Linked DNA regions of Homo sapiens: region 2 is linked to region 1. Evidence: chromatin loops called from intact Hi-C (ENCODE). Cell type or tissue: sigmoid colon. All regions are shown on one strand. Each heading gives the region's core, and the rest is flanking DNA. Links, peaks and the distances in the headings are about the cores only.

Region 1 (8,000 bases), core at 1-8,000:
AGGTCACCAAGGCAGGCAAAGGAGCCTCCGGCCCAAGGAGGAGGATCTGTGTAAGAGCCCAGGGGCCTGGTTCTAGGGTATCCATGTTGCGCCCTCAGGTCCCACAGCCCCCACCTGCCCAGTGTGGAGATCAGAGAGGGCACAATCCCATGCCACTGGGGCAGAGTTCCTCACCGAGGGGTCAAAGTCCACACTGGTGATGCTGCCACCAGCTCCCTCCAGGGTCTGGTTGGCCTCCAGGCGACCTGGGAGGACCAGGGGAAGGGACAGTTGAAATGAGGTCTTAACCTCACAAAATGGAGGAATTGGGATTGAGAGCGGAAGATCAGTTCCCGCCCCACCCCCCGACACATCCCCAGGTTAGAAGACAGAATCGCTGGGTCTGTTCTGCGGGCCTGGGCTGGAGACTACACCTCCCCTAACTGCTGGCACTGGGTCCCAGGGACAGCTAGTCATTTCACAGACCAGGCTAGAGAGGACCAGGGAGAAGGGACTATGTAGAGCACGCAGCAAGCCAGGATCAGGCCAGCCAGAAACTTGCCTTTTCTAGGAAGCCCCCAGGAGCCGGCTCTGACTCCCCAGGACACCCCCTCTCCAGAGCACAGAGCTTGGGACAAGGCCAACAGTTCATACTTGTCTCTTACCTGAGTTCTGAGAGCTCAAGTGATGCTAGAAGAGGGTCACCTGGTAGACTCAGGGACCTGCTCTTCAAGGGCCTGTCCCTGTAGGACCTCATGATAGGGGACCCCCACCAATCCCCATCAGGGACCATCTGAACTCAGCCCTCCCCATCCTGCAAATCTGGACCCTAGGAGCCAGGAGGCTCCACCCTTCTTCAGAACAGTGAGCCCAGAGTCTCACTCTTTCCAAGGCATTGTCTAGTCACTGCCCACAGAATATTCCAGATAGAGAAACACAAAGAGATCCAAGACCTCTGCCCACCAAGGAGTGAGCTGAGGAGAGGGTCTGGAGAGAAGCACCAAGTTGGCCGGCAGGGGAGGGCTCCTTACTTCCCACAACATTCCAGAGGTGGATCAGGCGGTCAGCCCCTCCAGTGGCCAGGAGGCTGCTGTTGGGGCCAAAACGAACAGCATTGACCTCAGAGAGGTGGGCATCCTGTGGGGAAAGGGGAGGTTGGTGCCCCGGCCCTCCCCGCGCATGTCTCTGTGAGTGCTCACGGGCCCTCTTACCGGTGCCTGTGCAGACACAGCCTGCTGCAGACGTGGTATCTCCCTCCCCAGTTTCTCTGTCCACACTCTGAGTTTCAAACCCGGCCCCACCAGGTGTTCTCACCTCTGCCTGGACCCCTGCAGCAGCCTCCGTGCTATGCTACTCTACTCTCCTGCCTGGCCTCCTGGCCTCCCAGCCTCCTCTCTCTCCCTCCCCGGCTTATGCCCACATCATAACATGCTTGAGTGGCTCCCACCACAGGCTGTGGGAGGCAGCCTCCTGCTCCTGCTGAGGAGCCCAGCCTTGCTTCCCTGGCCTCTTGGGACCACCCCTGGTGCCGAGACCACCCCTGTGCCTGCACTCTCTCACCACTGCCCCACCCATGTGGCTCAGCTCCTCCCTTACCAGCACATCCTGAGCCCGGGTAGGAAGTCGGGCAGCCACACACACAGGGATGATCTGGTATCGCTGCTCAGGGGCTCCCCCAATTGAGTGACCTCTCCTCTTCTTAAAACTGGGGTAAGGTGGGTTGGGGTCAGGAGGGCATTCAGCAAGTCCTTCTCAGGTGGGAGCCTCCAGCTCCCCTGAGGCATCAACCATAGGAAGCAGACATGGCAGGCGGCAGAACATGGCCCCAAGGAGCAGCGAGAGCATTCCCCAACCCAGCCTCGACCCCAGGGGTTGGTGTGGAGACGGGGTGGGGAGCACACAGAGGCAGACACAGGAGCAGGGTAGGGTTGGTGGGTGCAAAGAAACCTCAGGGCCGGGGTTTCAATCCCAGTCTTGCCACTGCTTGGCTCTGTGACTCTGAATGAGTCCCTGACATTTCAGAGCATTTTTCCCAATTGAGTAGGAGCTCCTGCCCTGCCTGAGGCTGGAGCTCTTGGTCCCCTGTGACGACCTTGGATGAAGACAGACCCTTGTGAGGACAGAACCTGGAAGACAGCTGAACCGGGGCCGGGGCTGAGGCCATTCACCTGGCTCCTGTCTCCAAGGCCCAACAGACTCACAGGCAGACAGCTGCACATCACAGGGATGGACAGGTCGAGGCACAGACACAGACCAAGCCTGGGCTGGGGAGCCCGACACACACGTGGGTGCACACACAGGCACACACACACTTACTCCAGAAGCCCCTTCACCACATCCACACAGTGGGACAGCGTCAGGGAGGTGGCTGAGGCAGACCTGAGACAAAACCAAGAGAGATATGCTAAGGGACTGGCTGGTGTGTGTACAAATGGCTGTCCATCATCTCCACACTTTGCCAGAGACCTGGAGGCTTGTAACCTCTCAAGTCTGGGATAAGAACTTGACTTCTCCAAGATCAGGAGACCAGGGTGACCCAGATCAGTCCCAGGAAGGTCGGGGCAGCAATGGATTTGGTAATGAAAGTCTCCCAAGGTCTCCCTCATGATGGGAAGAACTGCCTTACCCTACTAGTACCCACCAACAAAAGTTCCTGGGAAGCTGAGCCGGGGCCTACAGGGAGGAGAGACGCTGAAGGTTCCCCCAGGCTGGGGATGGGAGGAGGGGGGAGCCTAGGCTCACTGGGTGACCTCAGCAATGCCCAGGAGAGGGTGTGTCCTACAATGACTTGGCCCACAAGGGCTCCCAAGGACTTTGGGGACTGGCATCTCATGCCCCTCCCCACGGTTTCTTCACTGCCCCAAGGCCTGGACACCAGGGACCTGCAAGGAAAGACTGAGAAGAGGTGTTAGGCTGGGGAATGGCGCCCAGAGCGGGCAGCCTCAATGACAGGCAAATCAAGAAGGATGGAGGAGACCCTGCGGACAGGCACCCAAGGTCTGAAGCCCCAATCAGGTCCCACAAGTGTGAGCACACATCTACACATGCTTATATATTCACACATACAGACGGGCTCAGTCAAGCTTGTACACACCTGTGGCCTCATGTCCCTGCGGATGCACATGCTTGCACACCTATGGCTGCGCACACATGCCTGGCATGACTGGGCTCTGGGCTTTGCCCACAGGTTCTCTCCTGGTGACAGCTATTCAGAAGCCTGACTCCCCACCCCCAGAGCTCTGATCCCAAGAAGGAGGGAAAGGGTTGAGGGTAGGGGTTGGGGGGGTGAGATGGAACTGACCCCAAGTGGCTCCAGACAATGGAGGTCAGACTAGCCCTGGGAGATCTGAGCTTTCTGGCCTCTCCTCAAGCCCCCTCCCAACCCAAGAGCTGGCTCCAAGGTCCAAGAGGAAGACCCTGGCAGCCTCTGGGGTGGGGCTCAGCTCAGAGCTCTGAGACTGTCACCTGGGTCCTCACCTGAAGGGCCTCTTCCACTTCTCACAAGCTTCCTTCTCCAGGGGCTCTGGCTCAGGGGCCAGAGCCAGAGTCTCCCTTCTCTCCCTCATCCCATCGCCTAGGGTGTCCGGGCCCCTAGGAGAGGTAATGAAGTTCAGAAAGGCCAAGGGACCAAGCCAGCCCCTCCCGACCCCAGCACAGGATACGCTGAAGACAGGAATTCCCAGTGATGAGGGTTCTGTGTGGGTGTACACGTGCAGCGGTCACGCATGCAGGCTCCTACGACCACACGGTCCTCTGCAGGTGTCTCGTGGGCTCCGACCACATGGGGGCCTCAGGACGGGGCTGTGCACAAGTACAGTCGGCAGCCTGGGTCGCCGCAGGCAGGCGGGGCGGGAGGCAGAACGCAAGGGTCGGACCGGCCCATCCCCACTCTTACTCGCTGATGCTCACGGTCCGCTTGGCAGCCTTCTTCAGCTCCTGGGACACCCGCGCCTGCTTGGCCCTTGTTGGGTAAAAAGCATCCTGAGACCCTGGCGCGGCGCCTCGCACGCAGGCGGGGCTAGACCCGGTCCCTTCCTCCAGGGGGCGGCTGCTGCCCCCCTCCCTTCCAGACACCGGCGAGGCCCGACTCCTCCCTGCAGGGGCGGGGCCTTTCCTCAGGAGGGGCGGGGCCTGCTCCCTCACCGCTCCCGGCGCTCGTTGCGCAGGTTGCGCTCGGCCGCGGCGCGCGCCTTGCGCTGCACGAGCCTCTCCAGCAGGTCGCGCGCCTCTTCCTGGAGCCTGCGCAGTGCCGCCTCCCGGAGCCCGACGTGCGCGCGCAGCGCCTCGTAGGCTGCCCGCTGCACCGCATTCTGCGCCCGCCACTCCTCCACCTGCTGGGCCTGCTGCGCCCGCGCCTCTCGCAGCTGCGCCACGCGGGCCTCCAGGGCTGCCAGCCTGGAGGACGGAAAGAGCGGATAGCGGGTCCCAAGCTTCCCCCGTCACTGCCCAGTGGGAATATGCCTCGGAGCAGAGACAGACCTGCCCATGCCAAACGCGGCTAGCCGGGTGGCTAAGCCAGGTCTCCCCCAAGCCTTCGCCCTCAGAGCCCAGCCGTTCGGTCCTCTGGCACCAACCGATGGGGTCGGGGGGACGTAGGGAAAGATCTCGGCCCGCGCCATTCCCCCCGCCTCCCGTATAGTTGGCCCCGGGCCTCCCTGAGGTGGGCGCGGTCCCTCCCGCCCCCGCCCGCGCCTCACCTGCTTTGCCTCTGCTGCAGCTCCGACTCCAGCGTGCCCAGGGCCGCGCCCTTCTCCACCACCTGGTAGGCCATCTGGGGGCGGACAGGTGGGCACGGCGGCGCTGAGGCCCCTCCAGGCCTCCAGTCCCTCCGGGGCCGAAGGCGCTAAGGGAGTCGGCTGCTCACCTGCCCGCCCCCTTCCTGAAAAGCAAGCTGAGCCCCACACAGGTTTGGGACCTTGCACAGGGACGCGCTGCTGTTTGTGGAGCAGTGGAAGGCCCTCGGGCTCTGGAGTCAGCCCTGGGTCCCAATCCTCGCCGTGCCGCTTCGTTTCTCTGCGACCCTACTAGGAACCTCTCTGGCAAGAGCAACCCGCTCCACTGCCTCGCCTGAAGAGTGGGAAGCCAGCGCTCCGCTCCCAGCACCATGCATAACCACTGCGAGGACTCCTCGCGCAGAGGCTGCCAAATGCCCATCCGGCCCTCGGGCGCCATGATGTTCCCAGCAGGCTACACGCTCCTTCCATCCTCACCACACCAGGAGGCTGGTACTGCCACTCTCACTTCACAGACAAGGACACCGACAGAGAGGTTTAAGTGTCTTGCCCAAAGTCACGTAGCTAAGAGATTTGGGCACAAGCCACCTACCTAACTGCATCACCCTCCAGGCTGGTCAGGGGAATGTGAGTTCTGTTCCCCACCCCTCCCTGCTGGCTTCCTGGCCTCACCCAACCCAGGCCTGCCCAAGCACAGGTCTCAGCAGCGAGAGGCCCTGCGCAGAGGCACACAAGGCTAAGATCAGGCATGGACTCGGGGAGCCAGGGCCCAGACTCAATATGGGAACAGCGCTGGCAGCCCAGGAGAGTGGGTGAGGGTCATTTCATCTGCACTCCCGCCTCACTCGTCATGCCTTCAACCCAGAGCCAAGCAGGGTCGGTGGGAGAGACAGACCCCAGGCAAGGCAGCTCCCACCAGTGTGACAAGAGAACATGAGGGCCAGAGGCGCCTCTGGCCCAGGCCAAGGCTGGGGGCTCTTGTTGCTAATCTGTTCCTGTGTTCTCACGTGGGCCTGGTGAGGACAGACTGAGGAGCACGGTTGGCGCTGCCACCTGCACTGACATGACGCGCTATGTGAGTGAGTCTGCGAAGAAGGAATCTGCACATGCGGGTTGGGGCACCTTTATTCATAGTTGGCCCCATTTATAACATAATTCTTTTCACCACTGAGCAATCTGATCACCACCTCCACTTTCTCACTTGTCACTTGCTTTCATTTATGTTGTGTTGTACCATTCAATATTTTATTGTATGCCTTTCAAAATTCAAGTAGTAGAAGTGGAAAACAGATTAGTACTTGCCAGGGGTTAGGGATGGTTGGGGGGAGAGGGGTGAATGTGACTAAAAAGGGGTAATAAGAAAGAGATCTTTGCAGTGGTGAAACAGTGCCATATCTTGATGGTTACACAAATCTACACGTGATAAAATGACAAAGGACATATACACACTTCATACCAATCCCAGTTTCCTGGTTGTGGGTACTATAGTTATGTAAGATGTAGCCAGCAGGAGATGCTGGGGGAAGGGGATGCAGGAACTCTGGACTATCCTTCCAACTTCCTGTGAATCTATAATTATTTTAAAATAAAAAGTTAATAATAATGATAAATGCTTGTGATGTGTGGAACTACTAGAGAAATTTTTACAAAAGAAAAGAAAAGGCCGGGTGCCGTGGCTCACGCCTGTAATCCCAGCACTTTGGGAGGCCAAGGTGGGTGGATCACGAGGTCAGGAGATCAAAACCATCCTAGCTAACATGGTGAAACCCCATCTCTACTAAAAATACAAAAAATTAGCCGGGCATGGTGGCGGGCGCCTGTAGTCCCAGCTACTCGGGAGGCTGAGGCAGGAGAATGGCGTGAACCCGGGAGGCTGAGGTTGCAGCGAGCCGAGATGACGCGACTGTACTCCAGCCTGGGCAACAGAGTGAGACTCCGTCTCAAAAAAAAAAAAGAAAGAAAAGAAAAAGCCTCCTCACTGCCCCCATCCTCTGGCGCATCCAATGGGTACTGGCTGGTGTGTGTCCTGGGAAGGAGTGCTGGGGGCCAGGGAAAGTATCTCAGGCAAAGGGAGCTGGGAGCTCAGAGATGAGCGTGGCAGGAAATGCGACAAGAGCCTGGGGAGCTCGACGGGGGAGCCAGGCTAGGAGCTTTGGAAGATCTACAGCGCACTAACCATGGGGACAGAGGTAGTAAGACGGGCTTTTACTTTTTACTCTATGGCTTCTATTCTCTTGACTTGTTTACAAGCATGTTTTGTGTATTGCTTGTCTTTAATGGAGATCTTTCTTTTTTTTTAATTAAAATATGTCACTCTGAAAGCTGTATGGAGAAGGGACAGGGAGTGCTAAAGGAGTGTTCCAGGGCAGGATGAAAGTTACTTGTACTATGTCAGATATGGTGCAAGAAACAGAGAGACATTGATGGATTTGGAGATAGAGTCAACATGAGCTTGTGACCAGCTCAGGATGGAGGGCTGGGAAGAGTCAGAGGTGCCCCTGCATTTCCAGCATGTGTGAGAACGACTGGGGGGCAGTCACAGGAAGACAGGAAGGACAGCCCACCTCATTCATCGCTTAGTCTACAAATAGTCATTAGTATGGAATGGACTGTGGACACAGGCCCTAAGGATATAGGTTTGCCTCGGAGGCAAACGAAGACATCCCAGGGCTTGGGGAGCTCACAGCCCAGAGGCTGGGGGTGGTGTGGGGGTCAGATGTTTGAGAATCACCTCTCAAACAAATATTAAATTGGACCTACAACAGCAGCTCTAGGGAAAGGTTCTCAAATGAGTCCGTACCTATGCCCGCATTTCTGTTGGGCAGGTGACTTGCCATTCTGTGACTGGATGTGTATTTCCTGGGCTATCACAGTCTCTTTCAGAGGACTGGAAGCCCCATGGGGCCAGGTCTTGTTTATTGTTGCACTCCCCGTACTTTGGATATAGCAACTGTCAACAGATGTTGAGAGAATGAATGGAGAGCACAGAAGTTGATTTGTGTGAGAAGGGCTCAAATCCTGGCTCTACCTCTCCAAGCCTCAGTTTCCTCCTCTACAACCATAAAGTTGTGAAGGATTAACTGAGACAATGTTTAGCCCGATGCCTGCAAGGAGTCAACTCTCAAAACGGTGTGGGCCAAATTCTGGGGGAGATGGTGAGCCTGATTTTAGATGTGATCTCCAAAAAGCAGCTGAGCAAGAGAGTCAAGCTCAGAAAAGAAGGCTCGGCTAGAGACAGAACTGAGAGTTGGCAAACAGAAAAAACGGGGGTCAGTGAACCCCAAGAAC
Region 2 (15,719 bases), core at 3,309-11,308, 540 kb before region 1:
CAAGGTGACGCCACTTCTGATTTTTTTCTTTTTACAATGTAAGTGCCCTGTAAGATGCCACTTTCTATCTCTCTTGATTACTGCACGCAACGTCCTTGCATTAAATAAGCCTCCTACTTCCAACAGCCCTTTCCCAGGTAGCTTAAGTCTTCTGTGAACCCAGACAACTCCTGACCCGAGGCTTTATTGCTTCCTGATTTCCACAGCCACTTCCTCTTGGGAATATCATTTCTTGTCCTGCCAAAGCAAGACTTTTCTGGTTGTGGCCTCCTGATGTACCTCATTTCCTGCTGTTTCACTTTTTTTTTTGAGACGGAATTTTGCTCTTGTTGCCTGGGCTGGAGTGCAATGGCACATACTCTTGGCTCACTGCAACCTCCGCCTCCCTGGTTCAAGTGATTCTCCTGCTTCAGCCTCCCGAGTAGCTGGGATTACAGGCGCCCGCCACCACACCCAGCTAGTTTTTGTATTTTTAGTAGAGATGGGTTTTCACCATGTTGGCCAGGCTGGTCTCGAACTCCTGACCTCAGGTGATCCACCCCCTTCAACCTCTCAAAGTGCTGGGATTACAGGTGTCAGCCACCACGCCCGGCCATATTTTTATTTTTATTTTTTTGAGACAGGGTATCACTCTGTCACCCAGGCTGGGGTGCAGTGGTGCAATCTCTGCTGACTGCAGCCTCGACTTCCCTGGGCTCAAGTGAGTCTCCCACCTCAGCTCAGCCTCCTGAGCAGCTGGAACCACAGGTGTGTGCCACCACACATGGCTAATTTTTGTATTTTTTGTAGAGATGGTGTCTCACCATGTTGCCCAGGCTGGGTCCTGAACTCCTGGGCTCAAGCGATCCTCCCACCTCATCCTCCCAAACTGCTGGGATTACAGGTGTGAGCCACCGCGCCTGGCACCCGGCTGTTTCACTTTCTAATTATCAGTCCATTTTCTGTGCTAGTGCCATTCTATGTTGTTTTCTGTTGCTATTTCTATTTCCTGCTCTGTGCATCACTTCCTGATTCCACTTCCTGCCCTATATATCATTTCTAGTCCTGTGCTATTTCCTGGTGCATATAGGAAATATATACAACAGGACATATTTTCTATATACATATTCTATTTGTGACATATTCTACCTCTTAGGTTATAGTTCCCTCCCTGTCTCTCATGACATTTCTCTGGATAGAACTTTATATACACACAACACATGCAGGTGCGCACACACACACACACACACACAACTATCCTAGATTTCATTTGGACACTTCCGTGGTGTATTTCCTGTCACATATGCCACCTCCAGCTCTATGTGACACTTTTCCTCCCTCTTGAAAGCTCTTCTGGCAGGATAGTGGGGAGTCCTAAACCAAATGTCCATGATCCCTAGCTTGGGGTATGATGCACTGACCCACCTGTGTCTGGGGGAGGTGGTGGGGTTGGGCAGAGCAGGTTGAAGCCATCTGGCAGCTGGACTGCAGCCAAGAAGCGGACGTGGCCGGTGTGTCCCTGGCCGAGGCCTGTGGGACTGAGTGGTGCCCGTGGGCAGCTGACAGTACCGGGCGAAGTGGGCATGGTGAGGACGACACCAGCACTGGTGCCCACCCACAGCAGCTCCTCACACACCAGCAGCGCTGTGATTCGCAGACAGGCAGCCTTGTGCTGCCGGATGATGGCATCCGAGCCTGGGGTGGGAGACAGACCACAGCTGGGGCTGAATTCTGGCCCTGGCTCAGCCGCCTCTACGATCGGGCAGAAAGGCTCCAAGGAGGGTGCTGTGGTAGTTTGAGGTCAGTACCTGCCAGCATCCTGTGCACGGGAGGAGTGACGTCTACTTCTGCCAGCTGCTCAAAGGTGTCTGGATGGTAGAGACACACGTGGGCACTACCTTTCAATGTCACCCACACACCCAGGCTGGAGTCCACCATGCAAGCCACGCAGCGGCTTGAATCCTGACCCACGTAAAACATGTGCTGGGGAAGGCGGGGGAGAAGATGGGTCATTGGCAGGCCTGCCTCCCTTGGCCCACCCTAGCCTGGAGCTTCACCAGTGTCCATCCCTCACAACTCACACTAGCGTTGGTCCTTGGTCTGATTAACCTTTCGAAGCTTGGTTTCACCAGCACCTCCCAACTTAGTTCTCAGGAATTACAATGGAGGTGCTTTTTCCCCATTAAACTTGAGTGATTTAAGGATCAGAGAACTTCAATGCTTAAAGGGTTCTAAAATCAGTCACTGGCCTCCCCCTGGACAGGTGGGGAAGCTGAAGCCTAGAAGGGAAAGGTCACACAGCAAGTCAGTCACAGAGCTGGGGCCTGAACCCAGGGCTTTGGACTCCTGCCCAGCCAACAATGGAATAAGTGAGGGAAATTAAGGGAACCCGTTGCCCCTGGATACTTCTGACATGTGTGCAAGTGACATGTGCAGCAATAAATGCCAGAGTCTAATGCTAATGGATGTTGACATCAGAAAGGACTCTTGTCCTATCCCCAAAGGACCCTAAAACCTGAGTTGAGAGATAGGGTGGGCAGGAGGATGAATAAGATTCCTAATGTATATGGGACACTTACTGTATTCCTCATCAGCTACAGAAGAAATGAGGATCGAAGGAGGACAGGGACTGGCCAGCGTCACTCTGTGGTCAGAGGAAGGCCCTAGCCCTCTGCTGGATGCTGCTTATGCCCCTACCATGGTCTCCATCTCCCTGTCACACGGACCTAGCTCATCCCATGGCACCAATTCCATTCCCCCACCCCCTGCTACCTCCAGCTGCAGCGTGTCAGGGCTCAGGACAAGGACTCGGTTCTGGCAGCCACACCACAGCCGCCCACCCACAGATACCATCTTGGTGATGGGGCTCCCCTGGGTGCCCAAGGTCACTGATTTGAAGTTCTGGGGGTCCCAGAAATGGCCTGGAGTGGGGTAAAGAAAACAGGAAATTCACTCCAGTTCTAAATTTGAGCCTCGGTCTCCCCTGAAATGAGATGTTAACATTCCCCTTTTATAAGCAAAGAAACCAAGGCCCACAGAGGGCCTGGGAGTTGCCCAAAGCCACATCTCCAGGAGAGAGCCCCAACACCAGTAAGGGGACAGGGGCAGGGTGTGGGGGAGGGCAGATACTCACCTGCTTCCCTTTGGTAGACCACAAGCTCTCCATTGGCCAGAGACACAAACACCTGGTTATTCAGATACCTGGGTAGGGAAAAGAGGAAGCAGTAAGGGAGTTCAGGCAGCCAAAGTGGGTCACCCAGGACCAGGGGAACCACAGATAGAATGGGTATGGCTCCCGAGAGGCCACCTCTTCCCACCCCTTGTTCTCCAGGTGGGGGTTGCCTGAGGCTAAGAAAAGGGGGTGACTTGCCCGAGCTCACACAGTGTGTAAGAGGCACAGCTAGCCTAGGGCCAGGCCTCTGGCTTCCAGCCTCCACACAGAGGAGGGACAGTAGAGCAGGGGGACCAGATGAACAGAAGGAGGCCTGCACGTGTGGCTGAGAAGAGTCTAGATAGGAAGGGCCACCCTGGGGCCTTACAAGATGCAGGTCACAGAGGCCGCATGCTGGAGCTTCATGCTGTTCCTGCGGTCACGGATGCTGTCGGAGGACTGGTACACGTGGACACTGTGGATCGGGGTATGCACCTGGGACAAATGCTTGGGGCACACCAGCCCCTGGAGTCATCCCTCCACCTCTTTGCCCCTAGCACCACGTCTTCAATGCTGGGTGCCTGCCCAAGGTACTGAGGTCCCACAGCCTCCCTGGGATTGTCAGACCCACTGACATCCCTGGTCAGCAGTACCCCTGAGGTGTGACCCAAAGCCCTCCTGCCTTGGCTCCAGGGGACCACATGATTTCCAGAGCAGGGAGCTCAGAGTTCTGGCACTGTGTCCCTAGTCCCTCCCCTGTCCCTACCAGCCATCCTCAGTGCCCAGCCACACGGAGCTCTGGTAGGCCTCAGGGTCGACACTCAGCAGGTCCTCAAGGCTGCCCCGGGTGAAGGAGCCGTGGCTGGAGCGGCGAAGGGCTCTCCCATCCATTGGGCTGGTGCCGCAGGGACCACCAGGCCCAAAGGAGCCAGACAGTGGCAGGAAGCCTGGCTCCTGCTCCTCCTCTGAGCTGGTGGTCTCTGCCGTGGCCTCCTTGGAACTCGGGGTCTCCTCATCTGAGGGAGACAAAGGTCTCTGTCTCCATTTCCCTCTGCCAGGCCTGGGACCTGATATCTTTCTAGGCCATGCATCCCTCCTGGCCATGCCCCTCCGGAAGGCCTCTCAAAGCTGTTCTTCCCCGGCCTGCTCCGGTCTGCTGCCCTGCTGCCCTGCTCACCGACAGCTCAGCACTACAGAATCCTTGATCTTGCCTGGCCCCTCAGACCCAGTGGCCACACCGTGGGTCCCCACTCCACCAGCACCCCATCTTCCTTAGCTGAGTGCTCCAGGGTCTTCATGATCCCGCCTGACTGTCCCACTGTCCTCTGGATCCTTGGTGTCACATCCCCTGCCCTCATTGCTCTGTGTGCTAACATCCTGAGGTCTGACGCCATGCCTTTGCCCTACACTGGTCCCTCCTCTCCCCCTCCTCTGGGCAGTCCACCCTGCCTGCCAAGGCCAAGTTGGAGGAGATGGCCAAAGCTCACTGCCAAAGCTGGAGGAGATGGTGGACCGGCTGGCCTGGCTCTGCAGCGTCCCCGAGGGGCTGGGCGAAGACTCATCGTCAGAGTCACTGTCAAAGGGCACCAGCTCTGGGCGGGGGTCACCCTCGCCGAGGCCCGGCGTCATCTCCAAGCCCGAGCCTGCAATGGAGATGTGAAGGCAGGGCTGCGGCCCCGGCTCCGCGAGCGTCGCGGCTTCCTCGTCTGCAGCGGCCTCGACGTCCAGCTCCGGCCCGGCGGGCTCCGGTGCCGTCTCTGGAGGACTCCTCAGCGACGGAGGAGGCTCCCTGCGAGAAGACGGAGTGAGGATGACAGCAGCTACGAGCCAGACGGGGCCCCGGTGGTGGACACGCCCACCGACCCCGCCCACACTCGCCGGGCCCCGCCCACAACCACGCCGGGGCGGCCTGAGAGTGTGCTGGGACAGGGGTTGGTTCTCCCAGGCCCGCGGTGCCGCCCACCCCGCCGCCCAGGCCTCACCGGTGGCAGCGAGGCTGCAGCCCGGGCACCGCCCCGATGCAGAGGATGCGGGCGGAACAGACGGCGATGCAGGCCTCCACGTCCGGCTCGGCGCGCAGGCTCAGCAGGCACACCTGGCCCACGTAGCCGTCGCTGTTGCAGACCCATACCTCAGGCGAGGGCTCCGGGCAGCTGTTCAGGGTGGGAGCCGCACAGGAGAACTGCAGGAGGCGCCAATGGACAGGAGAAGGTGAATGGAGGAACTGCTGCCAGCATTCCCCACTCCTGGGAAACCCCGGCAGAATGGAGGGAGGCAGGCCTGCATGGGTGTGTGTGTGTGGATGCCCTATACACCCTTCTACACACGCGTACACATACACGCGGCACAGGACCCTTTTTTTTTTTTTTGGATTGGTTCTTGCTTTGTCTCCCAGGCTGGGGTGCAGTGGTGGGTTCATGGCTCACTGCAGCTTTGACCTCCAGGGCTCAAGCAATCCTCCCACCTCAGCCTCCTAAGTAACTGGGACCACAGGGGCGCGCCACTAAACGTGGATAATTTTTGAATTTTTTGTAGAGATAGGGTCTTGCCTAGCCTGGTCTTGAACTTTTAGGTTCATGTGATCCTCCTAACTTGGCCCCACAAAGTACTGGAATTACAGACGTAAGCCACCGCACCTTGCCCATGTGACCCTCTACACATCAAATGCACTCATGCCTATGGGATACAGGCATCATGCCTACATGTACACACACATATCCCCAGATATAATCATGGATACATGCATAGAAAAAATGTGATGCTGGTAACCTCTGTACATATGTATGCAGCCTCATACAAGCACATAAATGAAGCTACTTCCCATCATTCATATAACCTTTGTTCACATGCACAGATACAGATATGCACGAAGCATACCCATATACATGTGTACATGTAATACATATGCAGCACCCACACACATGTACAGAGAGCTGAATTCTCCAAGACATAAGGAGCAATAGCAATGTTCACGGCATATACACAATGTCGTACACAAAAATTCATGAACACCTGCTGGCTTTGAAAACATGTACCCAAGTGACCCAGATGCAGACATACCTGCATGCCACTGCGGGTTTTCATGATGGGGATGGCCTTCAGGAACTCAGGGTCTAGACAGCTTTTGCTGGATGCTGTAGTGGAGATGGACAGACAGACGGACCCTGCTTAGCATAGCATCCATCTCACCCTGGTCCTGCCCCTGCCCCATTCCCCTTCCTCCCCTGCCCCTCAGGGTCTCTTTAGGGGAAGGCCTGATCCCAGCCACATTAGAATAAGGCAGTTGCTCCTGGCCTCAATCTTTTCCCATGTGTATTGTCTTGGGGTTAGACCCAGAGGTCTCTGTGGATCTTCTAAGCCATGAACCCTGATCAATCGCTTTCCCTGATCCAGCCCTGCTCAGAGTGTGTGTAGGGAGGGTATGGCGAGGGTCTTGGCTATCGGTGCCCACTATGGGGCAGGTCCAGCAGACAGTGAGACCCTATCCATGGAATCCCCTCCCTGCCAGGGAGGCCACAGCTATTATTCAGTCTGATGTTTCACTGCAGAAGCCCCCCTCCCCACCAGGTGGAGCCGGAGCACAGGGCACTGCGGTTCTGGCTCCTGAAGTCACAGACAGCTGTGAGATGCCTCTGGCCTCCTGCCTGGAAGCTCTAGGAGGAGAGGGCCAACATGTGCCTTGGCTTACCCAGCTTCCTCTTGGCCTCATCGAAGGCCTGTTCAAAACCAAGGCGGGCGTCAGGGTGAGGGAACTCAAAAATGTAGGAGTCGGTGCCCTCGGGCCGAGTGGCGCACAGCTCCAGCTTGGTTGGCGGGAAGGAAAGCGCGTAGCACAGCGCCTGCTTCTCCGACAGGTCCCGGTGCATGGCAGCTGAGAGGTCCCGCAGTGCATCGTCCAGGCTCTGTGGGGAAGAGGGCCCAGGCCTCAGGCCCCAGCATCTCACCAGAGCCTGCACCTGCCCTTAATGTGTGGGGACCTGCCTCTCTCCTTAGACAGCAAGTGAGACTGTCTCCTCCCTCAGACCTGGATTCCTTTGATATATGGGGGATGGGGCCTCTGTCACCCTCTGATGGGGATGCAGCTATGTCTCCACCCTCAGACCTGGAACATGTTACTTCCCCCATACGCAGGGAGGCTGCGATTTTTGCCTTCAGATGAGGGAAAGGGATGTCTCTTCCCTCAGGCAAATGTCAGGGCTGTCTATCTCTCAGACAGGGTCAGAAGCCTCCCACCCTCTGGCTCCCCAGTGTCAGGCAGAGGGCACAGACCTGGTGGGGGAAACCAAGGCTCTCAGAGAGCTTGCTCATTTGGCCCAGGGTGGTGAGGTCCTCATCAAGGCGGCTGATGGCCTTCTGGATGTTCTCCCGATTGGTGGCTTGGGATGCCCCTAGAGGGAGAGAGGAAGGCCGTGGACTGATACAGAGACAGACAAGGTCAGGCTGGGACAGACTCTCCTTCCCTCACTGCATAGCCTGCAGCTGGGCCGGGGAGAGACCTGACAAACCGAAAGCATAGAAACCCCAAGCTCTTGGGAAAAAAGTTAACAGGCAGCTCCCTGAGGAACCCCAGCCCTGTGAGCTGGGGACTAGGCCTGATTCAGAGCCATGTGGCGCAGGATGTCAGGCCCACGGAGAATTCCCAGGAGAGCATGGAGTATGAAATGGTGGCTGGCTCTGCGATACACAGGCCCTGGCTGACACGGAACTGCTGCGGCGTTGCAGCCTCCCGTGGGCGTGCTGACAGAGCAGGCAGAGCCCCAGGCAGTCAAATGTGCTGACCAAGAGACTCATCGCCCCACAAAGGAGGGGGCAGTGCATGGTGCCCTGGATTTCTATGGTCCTATCCCATACCTGAACACTGCCAAGCAGCTGGTCCTGCAGACGGCCTGCCGCCCTCAACCCAAGGCTTGGGACGCACATTCTGGACCAGTGGTCCATACATGGAGCTGTCCCTCCACCCTTGGGCCAGGACACATGTGTCTTGAAATCAAGGGAAAAGAAGTGTCTTTTTGCTTTTTCCTAAATGAGTTTCTTTTCCTGTTTTTCTCCAATCTAGTTTATAGAATGTGTTATTGGTGTATATAAATTTAATATTTGGGCCACAGGTTGCAGAATGGTAAGGCAGCCCTGGACGGGTCATGACAGCACTAGAGACATGGAACCTGAGACTGGCAAGTCCTGTCTGAAGTGGCCCTGTGACCAAGAACCCCGTGGGGGTGAGAGGCAGCCTGCTGAGGAGGGGAGGGCACGCTTTGTAACTGTAAGATGGAGTCACGCTGGACAGGGAGGCTGTCTCACTGTGTCTACGGGAAGAAGAGTGTGTGCCCGGTGGATGGCAGTGGAGTTTCCTGCCAGGCCGAGGCTGGGAACAGCTCTGCTGTTGCCTGAATGTTTGTGTCCACTCAACACTCACAGGTTGAAATCGAATCCTGAGTGTGTTGGTATTAAGAGGCGGACCTGGCTGACGTGTTGGCTCACGCCTGTAATCCCAGCATTTTGGGAGGCCGAGGTGGGCAGATCACAAGGTCAGGAGATCAAGACCATCCTGGCTAACATGGTGAAACCCCATCTCTACTAAAATACAAAAAAAAAAAAAATTAACCGGGCGTAGTGGTGCGCACCTGTAGTCCCAGCTACTTGGGAGGCTGAGGCAGGGGAATTGCTTGAACCCGGCAGGCAGAGGTTACAGTGAGCCGAGATCGTGCCACTGCACTCCAGCTTGGCAACAGAGTGAGACTCCGTCTCAAAAAAAAAAAAAAAAAAAAAAAGAGGCGGACCTTTGGGAGGTGACCTGGTCATGAGGGGGAAACCATCGTGAATGAGATTTGTGCCGATAAAGGGGCCTGAAGGAGCTTGTTTGCCAAGTGAGGACACATAGAAGGCACCCTCTGTGAGGCACAGGCCCCTTGCAGTTCTGCTGGCACCCTCATCTTGGCCTTCCCAGCCTCCTCAACGGTGAGCAATACATTCCTCTTGTTTATAAATTGCCCAGTCTGTGGTATTTTTGTTAAAACAGCCTGAAGAGATGAAGCCGATCTACTCCTTTTGACAGAAACTGTCCCATCCCAACCCTCACCACCTGGGCAGCCATGTTTTCTTCCATATGACCCTGCCCCATTCTTGCTCACAGCTGACTGGACCAGGAGTGGGCACCTAACTTAAAGGTGGTCATTCTATTGACTTGGACCAATTAGAGTAATAATCAGCTGGTATTCCTACATAGTGGGCAGGCCTGGGTTCACCAAGGGGCCGAGCAAACCTGTCTGTTACCCTGAGGGCCAAGCTCCAGGTGAGCTCCCCTCCAGCTGAGCCAGGAGCCAGCCTGGGTCTGATCACGGGAGTTATGAGGAAGCAGGGAAAGCTAACAGCAGTGAGAACAGGGCAGACTCAGCAAGAAGGGAAGAAAGACAGACGCCGCAGGAGGAGCGGCTCCTGGAAGCTGCCTCAGCTCCCAACAGTCTCAGCCCTGAACAACATGGATGGCTCCAATCAACCCTTTGCTTGCAGTAACTCAAGCGAGTGTCTGTTCCCTGTGTGTGAAACCGCTGAACCAGACAGTGCAACATCATCTAATATTAGGCGCTCAAATGATTTTGCACAGATGAATCAATGGCTAATTACAGTGATGCTGCTCTGTGTGCACCACCCCCACCCAGCTCCCGCTGCCAGCCTAGGTCCCTGCCCAGTTGGAAGGAAGTGTACATGGACAGACTGTCTGGCTCCATGGGTGCCAAATGGGTCCTTCATGCCAGCCCCCTTGCACTGGATGAGAGAGCGAGGCCCAAAAGTGGAAAAGCAGCTGGACAGGCAGCCAGACTGGCTGGAGCTCAGACCCTCCAGGAGGGCTTCTCAGAGGAAGACCCCAACACCCAGAACCCCTAGCATCAAACCCACCTTTGATGATGTCTGCGTCTTCCAGCGGCAGCTTCCACAGCATCTTGTACTTGCTGGCTGTGTCAATGACACTGGCTGCCGTGTACCTGTGGGGAGCCAATGGGGCGCTCTGGCCAGGGTCGGGGAGTGGGGCTCAGAGAGGGACAAATGCTCCCCCTGTTGGCACCACCCAAACCCCGGCCCAGCCACTCACAGGCTCATGGAGCTGCGCCGCAGGGAGCCTGACTTTCGCTTCAGAGTGGTGCAGACGATGAGGTCCGTGAACAGGAAGAGAGACCGGTCCTTCTTGCCACCGATCGCCTTCTGTGGAGCCCAAGGCAGAATTCAGGCTGGGTGGACACAGTCCAGAAGCCCACCCCCCTGCCCATAGTGCCCAAGGGGACACTGAGACCCAGGGAGAGTGAGGGCTCTTCCCCAGCTTCCCAGAGAGTCAGAGCAGAGTGGGGACTCGACCAGGGCTCCCCTCGGGGTGAAAGAGCAGGGAGACCTGCAGGTAGAGGGTGTGAGCAGAAGAGAGGACAAAGTGAGGAGGTGGGGACAGCCGGACAGATACTGGGACACTTCTTACCACTTCAATGACCATCTCCTGTCTCAGGAACCGCCGCAGAGGGGCCTGGAGCTGTGGGACAGGAGGGACAAGGCATCTCGAAGGCCAGTTATTAATCCCTATCCCCTCCAAAAATCCCAGTGATCCCTCGGCCCCACTCCATGGGCTAGGCCAATGGAAGCAGCATGCTTCCCACCCTCAATGCCCTTGTGCTGCCAGGCCACAGGACCCAAGGTCAGAGACAGACGTGGAAGAACAGACAGGTGGAGACGTGTGGCCACAGAGGCTGGCAGACATGGATGCAAACACACTGTGGTTCCGGACATGGACACAGCCACGATTCCAGGTGGCCACAGATGCACACAGAGGCCGAGTGGACACAGATGTGGGTGGGGTGGGGTAGGGTGGGGTGGGGCAGGGCGCACGCACATCCTCCATGCCCTCGATGTGAGCCTCTATCTCCTGCAGCACACGGGCATGGCGCTCCGCCTCCTCGGCACTCCGCACACCCTTGTTGATGCGCTCAGCCACCTGCTTGATGTTCCGCTGCGCCTCCAGCAGGAGTGGATGGTCCGGGTGGTCCTCAGGTGTATGCTTCAGGAGGTCCTGGGGTGGGAATGGGGAGCAGACCTGACTGCTTAGCTACCCCTGGGGCCCCAGACTGCTGGAGCAGGAGGGACTATGGGTAGACACCAAAGAGGACTATCTTTCCTACCTGTCCCCTAGGGACCCTGATGTCAGGCTCAACGAGGCAGGGGCCTTAGACCTCCTTGTATCCCCCCATGCTTCCAGGCCTTGCCCACTTGCCCACCCAGGTCCATGCCCACCTTCACCAGAAGCTCGTAGCGTGGGATCCGCTGCACAGGCTTGATCATGAGGTCAGACAGCGCCTGCTTCTCCTTGTTCTCACGCATGCTTTGCTGAAACCCATGGATGGGCATCATGTGAGGAATGACATGCCAGGAAGACTATGTCCAGGGACAGGTCCCCAGCAAGCCTCTCCAGCTCAGCCTGAGAGCGGAGGCTGGCCCACTGGCTGGGACTATGGTACCCACGCTGGGAGCTCCTGGGGCCCTCAAAGCTGGCCCAAGGTGAGGGTCACCTCCATCCCCCTGCCCTAGCCCACAGTACCTCTAGGAACTTGAGAAAGGCAGGCCTCGCCTCCTTGGCCACACGCACAGCATCCTTTGCATTGAGGAAGTTATCGATATAGGCAGAATAGATGTTTACTAGGACATCCTTGGAGAACTGTGGAGGAGGAGGCAGGTTGGGGACCCTCAAGGTGTCCCTCACCCCACCTCACCCTGTCCTAGTTTTCACTGATTCATGAGTCACCATCTTTTCCCTCCAACTAGAAATGATACAATCTCTAAGGGATCAGGCACATGTCCTGTGGCTCTAAGTGTGGTCGTGTTTAGGCGTATGTGCATGTGTACACATGGATATACGAGTGCTCATATTATCTGGGTGTGACTGTTCATGTATGCACATATGTAGACCTGAATGTATCCTGTGAGCTCAGACCTGGTTCTCTCACTTCCAACTGGGCATTTCCATCCCTAGACCTCCACCCTCACGAAGTCCAGCCAGGCAGGTCTCCCTTTCCCCATTCTCTGAGTGACACAGACTCATTCTAGCCATTTGGCCTTTGCTTATGCAGATCCCCCCACCAGGAATGCCCTTCCTCATCCAAATCTCGCCCCGCCTCAGGGCTGTGCTCCAGTTCTGCCTCCTCTCGGAAGTACTCCTTTCCCTGACTAGAGCTCTGCCTGGTACGCCACCTGGCCTCTGGCTTCTCCTGATCTCCTAGGACAAGTTCTCCCTCTCCATGAAAAGTGCTCCCATCCCACCCACAGTAAAGCCCAGCTCAGGGCAGGACATACAGCTGGTGGCTAATACCTGCTTGATGCTGATGGCGGACTAAATATGGAGGTTATTGGTAAGAAGCCTTGTCTGGGAACCAGGAAACCTGGGTTCCTGTCTCAACTGTACTGTGGATAAGCTACGTGACCACATTAGTGATATTTCTGTACCCCTCAGAGTCCTGTCTTTTTTTTTTTTTTTTGAGACGGAGTCTCACTCTGTCACCTAGGCTGGAGTGTGCAATGGCACGATCTCGGCTCACTGCAACCTCCGCCACCCAGGTTCGGGCGATTCTCCCGCCTCAGCCTCCGGAGTAGCTGGGATTACAGGTGCATGCCACCACGCCCACCTAATTTTTGTATTTTTAGTAGAGACGAGGTTTCACCATGTTGGTCAGGCTGGTCTCAAACTCCTGACCTCATGATCTGCCTGCCTCGGCCTCCCAAAGTGCTGGGATTACAAGCGTGAACCACTGCGCCCGGCCAGAGTCCTGTCCCTCTAAGGTGCCAAGTGCCCCTGCCTCTGGACAGAACAGGGCAGGGTGTGAAGAAGCAAAGGGAGGAAGACAACCCTCACCAACCACCCCCACCCTGGGACACAGCATCCTGTGCTGACCCCTCCGGGTCCAGGGCTTCGCCGTAGTCCATGGTCAGCATCAAGGTCCAGGCAGGGGGCTGAGCTTACTGACACTGAGAGTGATGATGGGCTGGAGACATCAGCACTCAATCCAAGCTGGAACCCCATCACCCCTGTCTGGTCCCATCAGTTTCTGGGTCAGCAAGGACATTCTAAGATGGTTCAAGGCCCCACCCCACAGCATAGCAAATATATTGAAACATACATCCCACAGAAATAGATATAATTTTTCACTTGTAAAATTTTTGCAAGAATTTTTACAATTTTGCTTTTGAAATTATGTGGCTCTGAGAAACCATTTAGTTTGCATTTGGCTATGATTTATCAGTCATCATGGTGTATTCTTGGGAATTCTGGCAAAATAAAATGGAACTGGAAGTTTTTCAAATGTAATTAAATTCTTATAAATACTAAATTTAACAATGAATGAAAATGGCATGCTATGTTTTACAGGCATTTAATTAAATGCTTATTGGTTTTGCTTTCGATGTTCTTTTTGAATTCTGAAGTCAATACCTTTTCTAAGATCTCACTCGCTATTGTGGGAGCTTGACAAGTGTACAGTGGAGATCTGGCCTGTGGTGAGAGGCAGTATGGGGTAGGGGAAGCCGGGGCACTGGAACCAGGCTTTCTGGAGTTGAGTCCTCCACCACTTCCTAACTGTAACTTTCATCAGGTTACCAATCTCTCCATGTCTCAGTCACTATCTTTAGAATCAGGGTAACCAACGCACTCTCCTACCAGGGCTGTTGATAGATACAACACATTTAGAACAATGCCTAGCAAACAGGTATGCTATTATGATGAAAATATCTGATGGAGAAAAAGTCAAGACTCAGCCAGCATCAACATCCAGCCCAAGTCCAGGGTCAGGACCAGGGCAGTTATTTTGGTTCCAGTAAAGATAGGGTGGAGGTCAGTACCAGCATCCATCTGAGGTCTGGGTCAGCGTCCGCACCAGCTTGGGGTCAGGACTAGAGTCACGTCAGTGCCAGCCAGGAGCGGGGTAGGGTCCAGGATCAGAGTCAGTGTCTGGCTGGGGTCGGAGTCCGTGCCAGAGTCTGGCCAAGCTTTGGGGTAGGGGAGTGTCCAAGTTCAGGTCCACCCAGGGGCTGGGGTAAGTACCAATGTCTAGCCAAGTTCTATGGTCAGATCTGGAAACAGAGTCAGTATCCAGGTGGGATGGGTGGGGGTGGGGTCCGTGGCCACATCCAGCCCCTTCCAGGAGGGCCTGTGCTTGTGGGAATTGGCAGCAGCGGGGCCACTCACCGACTGGACGAGCAGGGCTCCCACCTTCTGCTGGGCATGCCAGGTCTGCATGCAGTGCCGAACCTGCTCCAGGAATTGCTCGTGGTGCTCCAGGAGCTCGGGGATCTGGTCGAAGATCTCGTCCACCAGTGAAGGGTCACAGAGCACGGAGTTCTCTGGCTGCTTCAGCGGCTGCATGTAGCCCTGAAGGACCCACAGGGTCGGTGCACACTCCCTCAGAGATGCCGCCCCCACCACACCTACACAGGGCCCCTGTGTGAGTGCACACAGAATCACCCGGGCCTGCAGCTCAGCGCCCTGCCTTCCACATCTCCCTCATGAGACCAAGAGCTCCAGGAGGGAGATGGGAAGATCTAAGCTCATGCCCTCATCGCTGAGCCCAGGGCCTGGCACAAGATGGGAGCAAGGACGCTCAGGAAGAGGTTTGTTTAATGTATGAACAAACAGAGCTTGGAATGAGGAAAGCAAGATGGGGCTCCTTGAAAGACCTCCCACCACTAACTCAGCAAAGATTTACTGAGCACTTACTACGTACCAGGCACTGTTCTAAGAATTGGGAGACAGCAATGTATAAGAAAGACCACAATCCCTGTCCTGATAGAGCTTAGGATCTAGTCTGATGAAACACACAAACGGAAGAAATTTTTTAAAATATCATATTTCATCAAATCTAAGAAATATTTTATTTTATGACGAAGTCTTGCTCTGTCACCCAGGCTGGAGTGCGGTGGTGCGATCTCAACTCACTGCAACCTCCGCCTCCCGGGTTCAAGTGATTCTCCTGCCTCAGCCTCCCGAGTAGCTGGGATTACAGGTCTGCGCCACAACACTCAGCTAGTTTTTTATATTTTTCATAGAGACAGGGTTTCACTATGTCGGCCAGGCTGGTCTCAAACTCCTGACCTCAAGTGATCCACCTGCCTTGGCCTCCCAAAGTGCTGGGATTATAGGCATGAGCCACTGCGCCCAGCCATTATTTTATATTTAAGAAAAACTGGTTGCCAATTAAATTATGATATGCTACCAATTATAGAATGAACCCTGATTTAGGGATATTAAAACGCGAAGACCACGAGTCTCAGAATGGATGACATATGGAAATCTCGTAGTCAGTTAAAAGGCGATAATGCGGCAGGGCGCGGTGGCTCAAGCCTGTAATCCCAGCATTTTGGGAGGTCGAGGCCAGGCAGATCACCTGAGCTCAGGAGTTCGCCACCAGCCTGGGCAACACAGTGAAACCCCGTCTCTACTAAAATACAATAAATTAGCTGGGCCTAGTGGTGTGCGCCTGTAGTCCCAGATACCTGGGAGGCTGAGACAGAAGAATTGCTTGAACCTGGGAGGTGGAGGTGGCAGTGAGCCGAGATCGCGCCACTGCAC

What was found. Hi-C counts contacts between places; a loop is a spot of excess contacts. Peaks named below come from ENCODE experiments on the same cell type or tissue, not always from the same donor. Only the 100,000 strongest peaks of a DNase experiment are listed, where the experiment ranks them.
Region 2: it touches region 1 in a loop (2.3-fold over the local background); 3 of 110 quality-filtered maps call a loop at or near these places.

The regions. Positions count from the first base shown.
Region 1 is chr11:72,818,418-72,826,417 of GRCh38, reverse strand. It overlaps ATG16L2 (autophagy related 16 like 2), which reads right to left. Exons shown (of 18, transcript NM_033388.2): 4 at 4,677-4,750; 5 at 4,123-4,374; 6 at 3,875-3,940; 7 at 3,457-3,570; 8 at 2,296-2,358; 9 at 1,576-1,684; 10 at 1,011-1,116; 11 at 175-245. Among named protein-coding and RNA genes, the nearest start is that of ATG16L2, 8.0 kb to the right of the region's middle. RefSeq lists enhancers at 1-80, 3,041-3,160, 3,211-3,320, 3,361-3,690 and a silencer at 4,011-4,180. In sigmoid colon, for the core only: a CTCF peak has its summit at 4,012 (motif pointing right); DNase peaks (open chromatin) are centred at 2,197, 2,717, 4,097 and 4,492; H3K4me3 peaks cover 1,472 bases; H3K27ac peaks cover 340 bases.
Region 2 is chr11:73,351,633-73,367,351 of GRCh38, reverse strand. It overlaps ARHGEF17 (Rho guanine nucleotide exchange factor 17), which reads right to left. Exons shown (of 21, transcript NM_014786.4): 3 at 14,340-14,522; 4 at 11,703-11,819; 5 at 11,399-11,491; 6 at 11,001-11,177; 7 at 10,593-10,643; 8 at 10,218-10,327; 9 at 10,025-10,110; 10 at 7,400-7,518; 11 at 6,819-7,032; 12 at 6,191-6,264; 13 at 5,113-5,312; 14 at 4,618-4,919; 15 at 3,897-4,146; 16 at 3,519-3,605; 4 more. Among named protein-coding and RNA genes, the nearest start is that of RELT, 17 kb to the left of the region's middle. RefSeq lists enhancers at 837-1,006, 4,854-5,148, 4,798-5,304. In sigmoid colon, for the core only: no CTCF peak of the experiment used is centred there; a DNase peak (open chromatin) is centred at 7,791.